Regions from separate parts of the Homo sapiens genome. Here regions 1 and 2 are each linked to region 3. Evidence: chromatin contacts called from ENCODE Hi-C data. All regions are on one chromosome and are shown on one strand. Each heading gives the region's core, a stretch centred on a gene start or an enhancer-like site at or near the end of the contact. The rest is flanking DNA. Distances are from core to core; before and after follow the strand shown.

The links. A loop is a pair of places that touch in the nucleus more often than their neighbours do. Pooled maps may share reads with other maps.
Region 1: a pooled map shows a loop between it and region 3 (8-fold over the local background). The contact joins the promoter of METTL26 here to the promoter of TSR3 in region 3. A Hi-C loop is called at or near these places in 1 of 37 single-sample maps with no recorded cell type and 5 of 50 pooled maps.
Region 2: a pooled map shows a loop between it and region 3 (16-fold over the local background). The contact joins the enhancer-like site here to the promoter of TSR3 in region 3. A Hi-C loop is called at or near these places in 4 of 50 pooled maps.

Annotation. Positions count from the first base shown.
Region 1 is chr16:633,716-637,865 of GRCh38, forward strand. It overlaps METTL26 (methyltransferase like 26), which reads right to left and starts at 2,590. Exons shown (of 6, transcript NM_032366.5): 1 at 2,379-2,590; 2 at 1,897-2,059; 3 at 1,566-1,625; 4 at 1,174-1,241; 5 at 1,004-1,082; 6 at 715-929. The coding sequence starts at 2,575. The coding sequence ends at 882. TRG-CCC2-2 (tRNA-Gly (anticodon CCC) 2-2) reads right to left here and starts at 3,091; the gene lies at 3,021-3,091. It overlaps LOC100287175 (a long non-coding RNA gene), which reads left to right and starts at 3,237. Exons shown (of 4, transcript NR_149003.1): 1 at 3,237-3,341. It overlaps WFIKKN1 (WAP, follistatin/kazal, immunoglobulin, kunitz and netrin domain containing 1), which reads left to right. Exons shown (of 2, transcript NM_053284.3): 2 at 1-402. The coding sequence ends at 342. RefSeq lists enhancers at 1,530-2,189, 3,620-4,150 and silencers at 2,252-2,431, 2,482-2,601.
Region 2 is chr16:805,811-810,077 of GRCh38, forward strand. No RefSeq gene overlaps it. Among named protein-coding and RNA genes, the nearest start is that of GNG13, 7.2 kb to the left of the region's middle. RefSeq lists a silencer at 1,738-1,947 and an enhancer at 2,028-2,257. Within about 2 kb of position 1,326, at least 33 of the 41 ENCODE cell types and tissues checked have a DNase peak (open chromatin) inside an H3K27ac peak, as active enhancers do.
Region 3 is chr16:1,350,509-1,354,799 of GRCh38, forward strand. TSR3 (TSR3 ribosome maturation factor) reads right to left here and starts at 1,370. Exons shown (of 6, transcript NM_001001410.3): 1 at 1,185-1,370; 2 at 871-1,090; 3 at 299-492. The coding sequence starts at 1,296. It overlaps GNPTG (N-acetylglucosamine-1-phosphate transferase subunit gamma), which reads left to right and starts at 1,423. Exons shown (of 11, transcript NM_032520.5): 1 at 1,423-1,509; 2 at 1,594-1,651; 3 at 1,731-1,798. The coding sequence starts at 1,458. RefSeq lists a silencer at 948-1,647.

The DNA of each region.
Region 1 (4,150 bases), core at 1,340-3,839, 720 kb before region 3:
GCCATCGTGGGGCGGCTCACGGAGGTGCTGGAGGAGCCCGAGGCCGCCGGCGGCATCGCCCGCGTGGCGCTCGAGGACGTGCTCAAGGATGACAAGATGGGCCTCAAGTTCTTGGGCACCAAGTACCTGGAGGTGACGCTGAGTGGCATGGACTGGGCCTGCCCCTGCCCCAACATGACGGCGGGCGACGGGCCGCTGGTCATCATGGGTGAGGTGCGCGATGGCGTGGCCGTGCTGGACGCCGGCAGCTACGTCCGCGCCGCCAGCGAGAAGCGCGTCAAGAAGATCTTGGAGCTGCTGGAGAAGCAGGCCTGCGAGCTGCTCAACCGCTTCCAGGACTAGCCCCCGCAGGGGCCTGCGCCACCCCGTCCTGGTGAATAAACGCACTCCCTGTGCCTCAGACCTCCTGGCTTGCTGCTGCTGGTCGGGCGACCCTCATCCTTCCAGGTGCCCCATGCCCAGCCAGTTTCCGCTGGGGCCTTGACACCCACTGGGGCTTGGGCTTTGGTACAAGGTCACCAGGGAGTGCCTGTCCGCCCCTGCATCCCCAACCAGCTCCATCCTGCCTCAGCAGCTGTCTCGGCCCCAATCCCACTGCCCGAGCTCCAGCAGCAAGGATCAGGACGTCCCAAGCCCTTGACCCCACAGGAGACCCCGTCTCCCACCCAACCTCACAAGGTGCTCCTAGGAGGAGGTGGGGCAGACACCAGCAAGCCGGCAGCAGGACATGCTTTATTCTGAGCAGGCTGGGCCCTTCGGCCAGCGGCTGAGAGCACAGACTGGGTGGGGCTGTCGTCCACAAGGTCCGGCCTAGGGAGGCAGGGTTCGTGCCTCACAGAGCCTCCGGCAGGGATGCAGGTGTGCGGGGGTGAAGGAGGGGCTTAGTTTTTCCGGAAGATCAGGCATTTGTTGTTGGCTGGCATGTCCACCTGGAGAAACACTTTGCTGGAGGACGGCCCTCAACCCCTAGAGAGGTTGCCTGGGCCCCCGCTCCCCCACCTACCATCCTCTCCAGGAGCAGGCCACTGGCCTTTCCCAGGTCCTCCAGGAGGGCTGTGTCCCGAAGCCCCCATTCTGGGTTCCTGCAGAGGGTGGGGAGATGGAGTCATGGCCTGGGGGGTGCCACCCAAGCCACCTGCCACCTGAGCCAGACCCCCCGCCTCTAGCTCTGACCTGCATCTGAGCATCAGGTCAAAGTCCACGTTGCTCTGGGGGGAGATCTTCCCATTGATGGCATAGGGCTGTGGGCATGGGGACACAGCCCACTGGACCAAGGTCGGGGTATTTCCCAGAGAGCCTGGGACAGACTTGCAGGCTGGGGTTTGGAGAATGAAAGGGCACCCCCTCCCTGTCCCCAAGAGGGAGTCAGCCAAGGCCAGCCTGGTGGGCAAGGGGGTAGGGAGGCTGGCAGATGACCCAGGGAGGGGTACAGACTGGAAGTGGAGGGGAGGCCGTGCTGGTGGCTGGGCGGGGGGCAGGGAGCCCAGGAGGGAGGACTCTCAGCAGGGCAGGAGACAGCAGCTAGGACTGGGAGCGGGAGGCCCGCCGTGGACAGGCCCACTCACCCCGTAGGTGATGAGCAGGGCCCTGGGTTTGAGCAGGTGTCCTGCTGCTCTGAAGAGCCCCTGGTGAGTAGGAACAGGACGGCAGTGAGGTGCTGCCCCCAACAGAAGCCAGGCCCTGAGGCTGGAGACCCTCACCCCGACTGTGATGGGGGAGGCTGGAGACCCTCACCCCGACTGTGATGGGGGAGGCTGGAGACCCTCACCCCGACTGTGATGGGGGAGGCTGGAGACCCTCACCCCGACTGTGATGGGGGCAAATCTGGCATCCCAGCTGCCCCCATGCAGGGTGAGTGGTGCCACGGCAGACACCCATGCTGGGCTCCCCACAGACCTCCGTGCAGCGCAGGGGGCTGACATGGGCCATGTTGATGCAGAGCAACAGGTCCAGCGACTGTGGCAGGATCCCGCCCCAGTGCTCCCAGCCCCACGTCACGTCCAGGTGTAGCGGGGCCTTCACGTTGGTCAGGCCCTGGGCTTGCGTGGTGGCCGCGATGCTGCAGGAGGCGAACGCTTGGGTGGGGGCCGAGTCCTGTGCACCCGCCTTTCCGACGCCCCCACAGAATTTCTTAGGGGAGGCTGGGGGGCACGTTGAGGAGCGGAGACCAAAGCGGCTGGGAAGGGGGACCCCGAGGTCCACCCACTTCCGCAGCCGCGGGGGCCGCACAGCTAGGGCCTGCCCCGGGGGCACCCCCAGGCTCCCACCCCGCACCCTCAGAGCCCGAGCCGCATCCTTTTCCTCCGGGGCTGCGGGCCGTGGGCTCTTGAGGCCCCGGACCGCCGCACCGATAGAAGTGGCCGCCCCGGGGGCCGCACCTGTCCAGGCAGCGCTGGTCCACGTCCGACGGCTGCCACTCGGCCAGGGGGAAGGCCCGCGCGAAGTGCGCTGCGTGCTGGCCGGAGCCCGAGGCCACCTCGAGGACGCGGACGCCACGCTGGGCCGGATCCAGGTACTGCCGCAGCACGTGCAAGATGGGATCCTTGTTCCGCTCCGCGGCCGCCGCCACCAGCATCGCGGCAGCAACAACTCCCCGCCGCGGACGCGGCGCGGGTCGCGTCGGGGGCGGTGGCCGGGCTTCCGCGGGGCACGTCGGGAGCTGTAGTCCAGATACCGCGGGGCACGTCGGAAGCTGATAAACTACAACTCCCAGGAGCACGCGCGCCTCCTGTTAAAGGACCAGCAGTCGCCAGAGGCACGGTGGGGAGCGGCTCAGCGGTGTGTGGCGGTCCCAGGCAGGGGACTGAACGGCGAGCTTGGCTTGCTGGTTTACAGGCGCCTCAGCTCAGGCACCCTGTCGCCCATGGCCGTCCAGGGTTTTCAGGGCACCTGTGTCACTCTCCGAAATTTGTGTCAGCGCTGCGCCAGACTGGGCGCCTTCCCTTGGTTTCGGGTTTTCTCTACTTTTAAATTTCTGGCGTTAGCGAGAGTTCGATGTTCAAATGGGAAAAAAAACTAAGTGCGCCGCCCGGGAATCGAACCCGGGTCGCAAGAATGGGAATCTTGCATGATACCACTACACCAGCGGCGCTGTCTAAGACAGTTGCTGCCCGCGGAGACAAGAGACTGTGACGCGGGAAGTCCTCCGGGCGTGCGCCGCCGCTGGCGCCGGGCTCAGCGCAAGGGAGCTGGCGACTGCATAGGAGGACCCAGCTGGCGGGACCGCGAGGGTAAGAGTCTCGCGGTGCCCCCCAGTGCCGGAGGGGAAGGAGCGGGCGTGAAGGACGCGAGCTGGAGGACAGTCTCGATTCGGGCCTGAGCCGTGGAAGCCGTTGGCCTTCGTGAGCCGATGGGGGCGAGGCCCTGTCGGGGCGGGGCTGGGGAGAGGGCGGGGCTGGGCTGGGGCCCCCTGTTGGTCCGAGTTTAGGGCGGGGTTGCCGGAGGGGCGGGGCCATATCGGGGCGGGTCCGAGAGGGGAGGCGGGGCTGGGGGGCGGGACATGAGTGTGGACTGGCGGGTTGGGGCGGGGCCAGAGCGGGGTTGCGGCAGGGGCGGCAGGGGCGGCAGGGGCGGCAGGGGCGGCAGAGGGCGGGGCGGGCGGTCCCAGCCTGCAGAACTGGGCGGTCTGCGGGAGGGGCACGAATAATGCCCCAGGGTTTCTCTGTGACACTGGGGTAACAGCACCAGCTCAGGGCCCACGGATAGCGTGAGGGGTCGGTCGGTGACCCCCGAAATCAAGTCACAGGCCGCGATTTATGTGCGCCCGAGGGTTGGGGTCCCAGCCTCAGAGCCGGGCTCTTCTCCAGAAAGTGCCAAGCGCCTGGCTCTGCATTCAGGACTGGCTTAGCGCCTTTGCTGAGCCGTTTTTCACCAATGGGAACCCCATATCGCTCTGGCTAGGGCAAGGACGTTGGAAGGGGTAAACCAGGGAGGGCCAGTCACGTGGCTCAGGGTAGGAGAGTGGCTTACAGGCTGCCAGTCTGGGACTGGGAACGCGGGCCATGGGGGGCTCAGGGAGTCAGGGGTCAGGGACAACCCTGCCAGGAGATGTTGGTGTCCGCCGTGGTGGTGACTGGCCAGACCCTGCAGCAGGCTCTGCGGCCCAAGCCCACGCTTTCCTCGCCTGACTGGCCGCCTCCATCTCTCTTTC
Region 2 (4,267 bases), core at 76-2,575, 540 kb before region 3:
GCGGGCCCCTTCTCACAAGGGGACACCGCCCACCCCCAACCCCTGGGGCCCAGAGCAGCCCCAGAACAGACACAAGCATCCCAAAAAGGGGGTCACTGGGGTAGATGCACACATCTGGGGACCCTGTGTGTCATCCCAAGTGGGCCATAGCCCTGGGCATCTGGTCTTAGGTCCCAGGGCTTTGCCAGCAGAAGCCTCCAGGTGTGCAGGGTCTGTGCTAGAGGCCTCCAACCGGCCACCATGGGCTGTCCACCCGTGTGGCAGCACCCGGGTCCCTGCAGCGCCTGAGACTCCTCGCACTCAGTGGACAGCAGAGCGCCCCTGAGCAGCCTCGGTATCTGCAGATGCACAAGGCTGGCTGGGGCAGAAGCAGGGGAGGGAGGGGCTCTGAGGAAGGCGCCTGCGTCCCCACAGATCAATCACTTGATGTTTGACATGACCTGCAAACGTTTTATTTGCAAAATACAGAGAGTAGACGACAGGAAGTAGCGGCTTACACCTGTAATCCCAGCACTTATGGAGGCCAAGGCGGGAGGATCCCTTGAGCTCAGGAGTTGGAGACCAGCCTGGACAACAAAGTGAGACCCTGTCTCTACAAAAAAATACAAAAATTAGCTGGGTGTGGTGGTGCGCACCTGTGGTCCCAGCTATTGGAGAGGCTGAGGTGGGAGGATTGCTTGAGCCTGGGAGGTGGAAGCTGCAGTGAGCTGAGATAATGTCACTGCACTCCAGCCTGGGCAACAGAGTGAGACTCTGTCTCAAAAAAAGTTGAGGCCGGGCATGGTGGCTCACATATGTAATCCCAGCACTTTGGGAGGCCAAAGTGGGCAGACCACCTGGCCAACATGGTGGAAACCTGTCTCTACTAAAAATACAAAAATTAGCCAGGGGTGGTGGCCTGCGCGCCTGTAGTCCCAGTTACTCGGGAGGCTGAGGCAGGAGAATCACTTGAACCCAGGAGGTGGAGGTTGCAGTGAGCCGAGATCATGCCATTGCACTCCAGCCTGGGCAACAGAGGGAGACTCCATCTCAAAAAAAAAAAAAAAAAAAAAAAAAAAATGTTTGGGCCGGGGGCGGTGGCTCACGCCTGCAATCTCAGCACTTTGGGAGGCGGAGGCAGGCGGATCACGAGGTCAGGAGGTTGAGACCATCCTGGCCAACACGGTGAAACCCTGTCTCTACTAAAAAAAATATACAAAAAAATTAGCCAGGTGTGGTGGCGGGCGCCTCTAGTCCCAGGTACTCGGGAGGCTGAGGCAGGAGAATGGCGAGAACCCGGGAGGCGGAGCTTGCAGTGAGCCGTGATCGCGCCGCTACACTCCAGCTTGGGTGACAGAGCGAGACTCCGTCTCAAAAAACAAAACAAAACAAAACAAAACAAAAACAAGTTTGGAGCCACGCGGCCACAAGCCTCTTAAGGACGCCTGGAGCTCCCAGAGCCCCCAGGAGCTCAAAGAGGCAGGAAGGGTCCTCCCTATAGCCTCTGGAGGGATCGTGGCCCCCATTACCTTTTCAAAATGTCACCTCTCCCCGCGGTGTGACCCTCGAAAGCTAGACGTGCCCAGGAGGCAGCAGCCCAGGCCCCGCACCTTCCCTCCCGCTCCCTCTGGCCGCCGGGCCTCAGCCAGCGCTGCTCCCTGACCCGCCTGTGCCCTCGCCAGGGCCCCTCGCCGCCGCCTCCTGCCGCCTCCCGATATGGCCAAACACCCGGGCGCGAGCCCCGCGTGCAGGCGCCGGGCCTGGGCCCCTGTGGCCGTCCCGCCAGCGGCCGTCTTCTGTCCCTGCATTTAGAGAAGGGGGATGGCAAAGGGACCCGCCAGCGGATCCCTCTTACAGGTGGGGAAACTGAGGTAAGACGGTCAGGGCTGGCCCCAGGGCGTGGCGGGCCCTCGGGGCAGTCGCCCAGACCACCCGGACGGCCCCGCTCGCAGCCTTCGCCCGCCCCGGCCAACTTTTCAACCGACCGTCGCGCGCCGTTTACTTCCGCCTTGGGAGATAATTTCCGGGTCCCGGCAGGAAAGGGTCAGCCGCGCACGGTGGCCGCCCGCGTGACGTCAGCGCTCGTCGCAGCCATCTTGGCTCCTGGCAGCGGCTGCCCAGGCCTCGGTCGTGGGCTGGGCGGCCATGTTGGAGTCGGGCAGGGCTCTCATATCCGGTCACTCTCCACTGGCGATGATCGATTGCATTTGACGGACGCGACGCTGGTCGAGAGTCGCTCGCGTTGCTCGACGTTTTCTGCAACTCCAGGACCGTAAAATATCTCGAAGACGGCGAAAGTCGCAGACCCCTGCAGAATCAGATGATCCAGAAGGATGCCCGCTGTCTTTTTGGTCCATTTCAGTTGTAAACCAAGAAGTAGCCGGGACAGGCCTCGGTGGGCTTCGGAGCGTGGCTCGGCAAGGTCGAGGTCGCGCCTGGGGGGACAGGTCGATGCCTTTCTCCAGAGATGGTTTTGAGGCCTCCGTATTTAAAGGGGGAAAGCGGGCTGCGGGGTAAGGAAGGCTCCGGTCCTGTTTCTGAGCCCACGGTGGGAAGAGAAAAGGAGGGGCGGGGGGTGGGGGGCTGGGGTCGCCGATGATGCGTCCGCAAGATGAGGGCAATGGAGAGTGAGATCTGACCTCGCGTCTGTAGTTACCTGCCCAACAACACAGGGAGAGGCAGTAACTTGACCGGCTCCGTCTTCGGCTTCGTTCTGTCCTTTTGGCAGCCTGAATTGGGGTCCTGAGCTTTTACTTTCACACCGTCCTCCACAGTTTCCTAAATGGGATCTGGAATGCTTCTTCCCTGGCACGCCTGTGAGATCTGAGGCAGAAGCCAGTGTACAGAAACAGGTGTCGCATCAGTAGGCATTCTCCAGAGGCCGACCAATATATTGGAGAGACGGATTAATAGACGGATGATAGTGGGTTTGTCAGGGGAATTGGCCCATGCGGTTAGGGAGGCCGAGAAGTCCCGGGAGGGATGCCATCTGCAAGCCGGAGACCTGGGATGCTGGCAGCCTGGCTCGGTCCAAGTCAGGAAACGGAAGAACCAGGGGAGCTAAAGGTGTGACTCAGGCCAGGGCTGAAAGCTGAGAATCCAAGGAGCCGCTGGTGTTAAGTCCTGGAGTCCCAAGGCTGGGGGCCCTGTCCAAGGGCAGGAGGAGGAAGAGAGAGTCCCAGCGCCAGGAACAAGAGCAGAACTTCTTTTCCCTCTTTTTTTTTTTTTTTTTGACAGAGTCTCGCTCTGTCTCCTAGGCTAGAGACAGAATGCAGTGCAGTGGCACGACCTCAGCTCACTGCAGCGTTCACCTCCCAGGTTCAAGCGAGTCTCCTGCCTCAGTCTGCAGAGTAGCTGGGACTACAGGTGCATGCCACCATGCCTGGCAATTTGTTTTGTATTTTTTAGGAGAGATGGGGTATCACCATGGCCAGGCTAGTCGCGAACTCCTGACCTCAAGTGATCCGCCTGCCTCAGCCTCCCAAAGTGCTGGGATTACAGGCGTGGACCATCGTGCCCAGCCCCTTTTTGTTCTATCTGGGCCCCCAGGCGATTGATGGTATCCGCCCCCATGGAGGGTCTTCCCCTTGGTCCCCCGACCCCCAGGCAGGCTCCTCTGGAAACCCCCTCGCAGACACACCCAGAAGCAGCGCCTTATGAGGTCTCTAGGGATCCCTTCACCCAGCCAAGTAGGTGCTTGAGATGACCCACGGCAGGTCGGACATCTCCCTCCTCGTCCACTAGGACAGTGTCTGATTTGCCCTCTTTCCCTCCCTGCATAAGCTGATCCAGAGAATTGTCACAAGACAGAGTTACAAATTTAGTTTAAAGATCCTCGTGGGCTCCATTCGTGATGCTAGATTCGGGCAACCGCTTGGCTCTACAGAGAGCAGGGAGTGCCCCGGGGGGCTGAACAGAGGAGGCTGGTTTTCTAGACGGAAGGGCTGAGGAAAGCGGAAACAGAAAACACGGATCGCTCACTTCGAAGCTGCTTTTCTTGTAAGGGTGAAAGCAGAAGAGAACTCCTTATTGTACCGGCAAGGATCAGCCTGTTTGGGGATTTGGCTGTTATTACTCTCCTGGTTTCTCAGAAGTTCAGATAAACAACTTAGCTTCAGTTTGGTGACATGGAACTTTTTTTTTTTTTGTTGTTGAGATGAAGTCTCGCTCTGTCGCCCAGGCTGGAGTGCAGCGGCGTGATCTCGGGTCACTGCAAACTCCGCCTCTCCGGGTTCAAGCGATTCTCCTGCCTGAGCCTCCCAAGTGTCTGAGATTACAAGCACGTGCC
Region 3 (4,291 bases), core at 120-2,619:
AATTCAGTAAGGAGGACGTGGAGGATAAGGAGGATTCTCTGGGCAGTGGTGCCCTGATAATGAATGGCACCCCACACACCGGCCCTGATAGAACAGCGATCCCATTCTGCCTCTACTGCAACTCCACAGGCCGAAAACCTGAAGTGACAGTTGGGGCTGGAACCGTGGTCTGTCTGAACTGTTCCCCTGTCCGTCCCTTATGCTCCTCCTGGGGTCTGTCGGCAGGAAACATGATGCTGGGAGCATAGCAGGAACAGCAGGCCGCCGGGTCACACTGCTGTGGGGCCCCTGGACTCACCTACGATGCAGAAGGTGGCAGCAAACGCTTCCACGCAGGAAAGTCTGTAGGGCCGGCCATAGTTCACGGGGTTGGCGGCCACCAGGTAGGGCAACAGGCGCAAGTGGCTCCCTCGCATCTTCCCAAACGGTGTCTCGTCCAGCCTGGCCCAGGAGCAGTCGATGACGGCGACCCCAGACTGCGCCACCAGCTGTCTGCCAGGGACAGCATGGGATAAGTTCAGGAGCCAGCACTACCCAAGGTGGAGCATGCCCCGGAGAATGGCCTAGCTAAGGGATTCAGGGACATCATTCCGCCATCCCCAAACACCCTCAAACGGACTTCACGAGCAAGCTTTTGAGGCAGCTGCTTGGGGCACCTGGAGCATGTGTTTATTCACTCAACAAACGTTTATTACCCCAAAACCTCCTTTATCCCAGGCTCTGCGCTACGCAACGGAGGCAAACTAGACAGACGTTCCCTGCCCACGTGGGTGTGGATGTGGGTGCGACATACAAGTGCCACTAAACCATCCCTGAAGGGAACCACGCGCTGGAAATGAAGACGACCTCGGGCAGGCCTCCCGCGCCTACCTGTCTGCGGGGGACGCGTACTGCTTGCCCACGGGGCTCAGCACCAGACCGCCGAATCTGTGGCCCAGGCGCAGGCAGCGCACCAGCCCCAGGCGGGCCAGCTTGCGGCCCGTGCAGCGCCGGGGGTCGCAGTGGCCCAACTCCCACATGGCCAGCGTGCAGGGCAGCGCCGCCGGGCCCGGGCCGCCCTCGCCGTCAGCCGCCCCTGGCTCCACGGAAGCTGCACGAGAGAGAGAAGGGCACTCGGCCTCAGCGTGGGACCCCCGGGCAGGCCCTCAAACCCTGACCCGCTCTCCCCATCACGCCTCGCTCACCCTGCAGCGCGGCGCCGACCTCCTCGGCGAAGGCCTCCAGGGAGCGCGTCGGGAGGTGCCGAGGGCGGCCGCCTTCCGCCCCCGGCCCGCGCGCTGCCCTCCTGCGGCCCATGGCGCGGACCTGGGGTGCCGGGGACTCCCCACCCCACGGCCGCGCCCCTCGGCCTCCCAATGGGCTGTGCGGCTGCCAGCGCTTGCGCCGGACGCCACTTCCGGTCCCCGTGGTCACGTGACCGTCACTTCACGTGACCGCGCGGCGGCCGCTGCGGCGCGATGGCGGCGGGGCTGGCGCGGCTCCTGTTGCTCCTCGGGCTCTCGGCCGGCGGTGAGTGGCCCGGCCGTCCGCGTCCCCAGGCCCCGCGCGCGCTCTGCACCCCGGCCTCCCCGCTCACGGTCTCGCTCCCCGTAGGGCCCGCGCCGGCAGGTGCAGCGAAGATGAAGGTGGTGGAGGAGCCCAACGCGTTTGGGTGAGCAGCCTCGCGGGCTGGCGGCTCGAGCGGGGGACGGCCCGGGCCCGTTCCCCGCTGACCTTGCCGCTTCCCGTAGGGTGAACAACCCGTTCTTGCCTCAGGCCAGTCGCCTCCAGGCCAAGAGGGATCCTTCACCCGTGTCTGGTGAGTGAGGAGCGCTGTTGGCCGGCGCGGGGGTGGCCGCGGGGAGCAGCAACAGTGGAGGATGGATGAGTGACCCTGAGAGTTACGGCCCGGAGTCTAAAGCATTGGTTTGTCAGCCTTCTAAAATTAATGTGGAAGTACGAGAGAATATACCAGAACGTTCTTGTAGCGAATTAAATTATCTCCAGACTTAGTCCTTCCTTTCCTTTCCGAGAGGTAACTGCTGTTAATAGTCTGGTGACTTTGCAGACGCGTTTCTGTGCTTTTACGTGCGTGTCTATGCAACTGGAAAACGTATAGTTTTTGTAATCTAATCGCTTTTTTAAAAAATCATGCTGCGCGAGTATTTGGCTGATTTGTCGTTGTCACTCGCTGTATCTCTCGGGACGCTTCATGGTGATGATATAGGTCTTCGTTCTTTCTCTTGGTGCTCAGCACGCGATAGGATGGCACTGCACTCCCCGATTGTATTTAGGTTCTTGCCATTTTTTTGGCCATTAGAAATAGTTCTGTGGAGAACATGCTGTGTAGGTGCTTTGGTTTGCCCTCAGGTGAGCGGTTTCCCAGTGCAGGATTCCAGAAGTGGAATTGGTGGGTCATGAGTATATATATCATTTAAACGCTGAATGAGTATTAAATATAATAGACAAAAATCCAAGAATTTTTTTTTTTTTTTTTTTGAGACAAGAGTCTCGCTCTGTCGCCCAGGCTGGAGTGCAGTGGCACGATCTCGGCTCACTGCAACCTCCGCCTCCCAGGTTCAAGCGATCCTCATGCCTCAGCCTCCCGAGTAGCTGGGATCACAGGCATGCATCACCATCACGCCCAGCAAATTTTTGTATTTTTAGTAGAGATAGGGTTTATTTCACCGTATTGACCAGGCGGGTCTCGAACTCCTGACCTCAAGTGATCCGCCCATCTCGGCCTCCAAAAGTGCTGGGATTATAGGCGTGAGCCACCGCGCCCAGCTTTAGTAATTTTATTATCGAATACCTTTATGTGTTAGGGTCTGTGCTGGGGTTGCAGAAACGAACACAGATATACCAATGCTTGTCCTCATGGAGCTGACAGTCTAATGGGGAGGGATGGAGGAACAGGCACTGAGCCTGTAGAATTAGATAAAATACATAGAATGGCCAATGATGAAAAATGCCATGTAGATGTGTGAAGCAGAGGAGGGAGTGTGTGTATGTGTGTTAGAGTATTGTTTGGGGGATCGCTTTTTTTATTTTTTAGAGACGGGGTCTTGCTCTCTCACTCGGGCTGGAGTGCAGTAGTGCAATCATAGCTCACTGCATCCTTGAACTCCTGGGCTGAAGCAATCCACCAACCTCAGCTTCCTGAGTAGCTGGGACTACAGGTGCACGCCACCATGCCCGGCAAATGTTAAGTGTTCTTGTAGAGATGGAAGTCTCACTATGTTGCCCAGGCTGGCCCCAAACTCCCAGCGTCAAGCAATCCTCCTGTCTTGGTGGGGATTGCTTTAAATAGGGTGCTGAGGAAAAGTCTAAGAAGTGACATTTCAGCCAAAAGCTAAAGGAGAAAAGGGAGTAAAGCTGTGGCTATTTGGGGAAAGGGATCCAGGAAAGGGAGTGGCCAAAGGCCTTGAGCAGGACAGCCAGGGCCAGAGGGGATTCAGCTGGGGTAGCCACAGATCAGAGATAAAGGGGATCAGATGGTGCCGCACCGTGTTGGTAGGTTTGGTGGACTTTGACTCCAAACACATCTTTTTAAGTTTTTTGTTGTGTGGCTGGGCGTGATGGCGCACCTGGGGTTAGGCTCACTTCCCTGCGGCTCAGAAGCCATGGGATGGTGGCTTCCCAGGGCCTGAAGTGCTGGAGTCGGGCCACCACCTATCCCAAGAAGCTGGGGAGGAGGCAGGCCACTGTGTAACAGCGCAGTTCCCGACCGAACCCCTTCCAGTAGGAGAGAGGCAGCCTTGGCTAATGGGACCACGTCTTTTTGGAGGTGAGAGTCCTGGAAAGAAAACAGAATATGCTGGTCGTGGTGGTGCGTGCATGTTGCTCGGGAGCCTGAGGTGTGACGATCGCTTGAGGTCAGGAGTTCGAGACCAGCCTGGCCAACATGGTGAAACCCCGTCTCTACTAAAAAAAACCACAAAAACAAAAGTTAGCCGGGCATAGTGGTATCCTCCTGTAATCCCAGCTGCTTGGGAGGCCGAGGCTGGAGAATTGCTTGAATCCAGGAGGCGGAGGCTGCGGTGAGCTGAGATCATGCCCCTGCACTCCAGCCTGGGTGACAGAGCAAGACTTCGTCTCAAAAAAAAAAAAAAAAAAAAAAAACCCATAAAAATTTAGAAAAGAATACCTCTTCTAGTTTTCCCACCCCCATCCCCACATCAGGGCCAGTCAGGTTCACATGTGCATTTGGTTCATTATGTGTCTTTAGTGTTTTAATTTGGAACAGTTCTCTTCCCACCTTTGGATGTAAGTGGCACATTTGTTTCCCAGTTTCCTGATCTTTTTGTTTTGT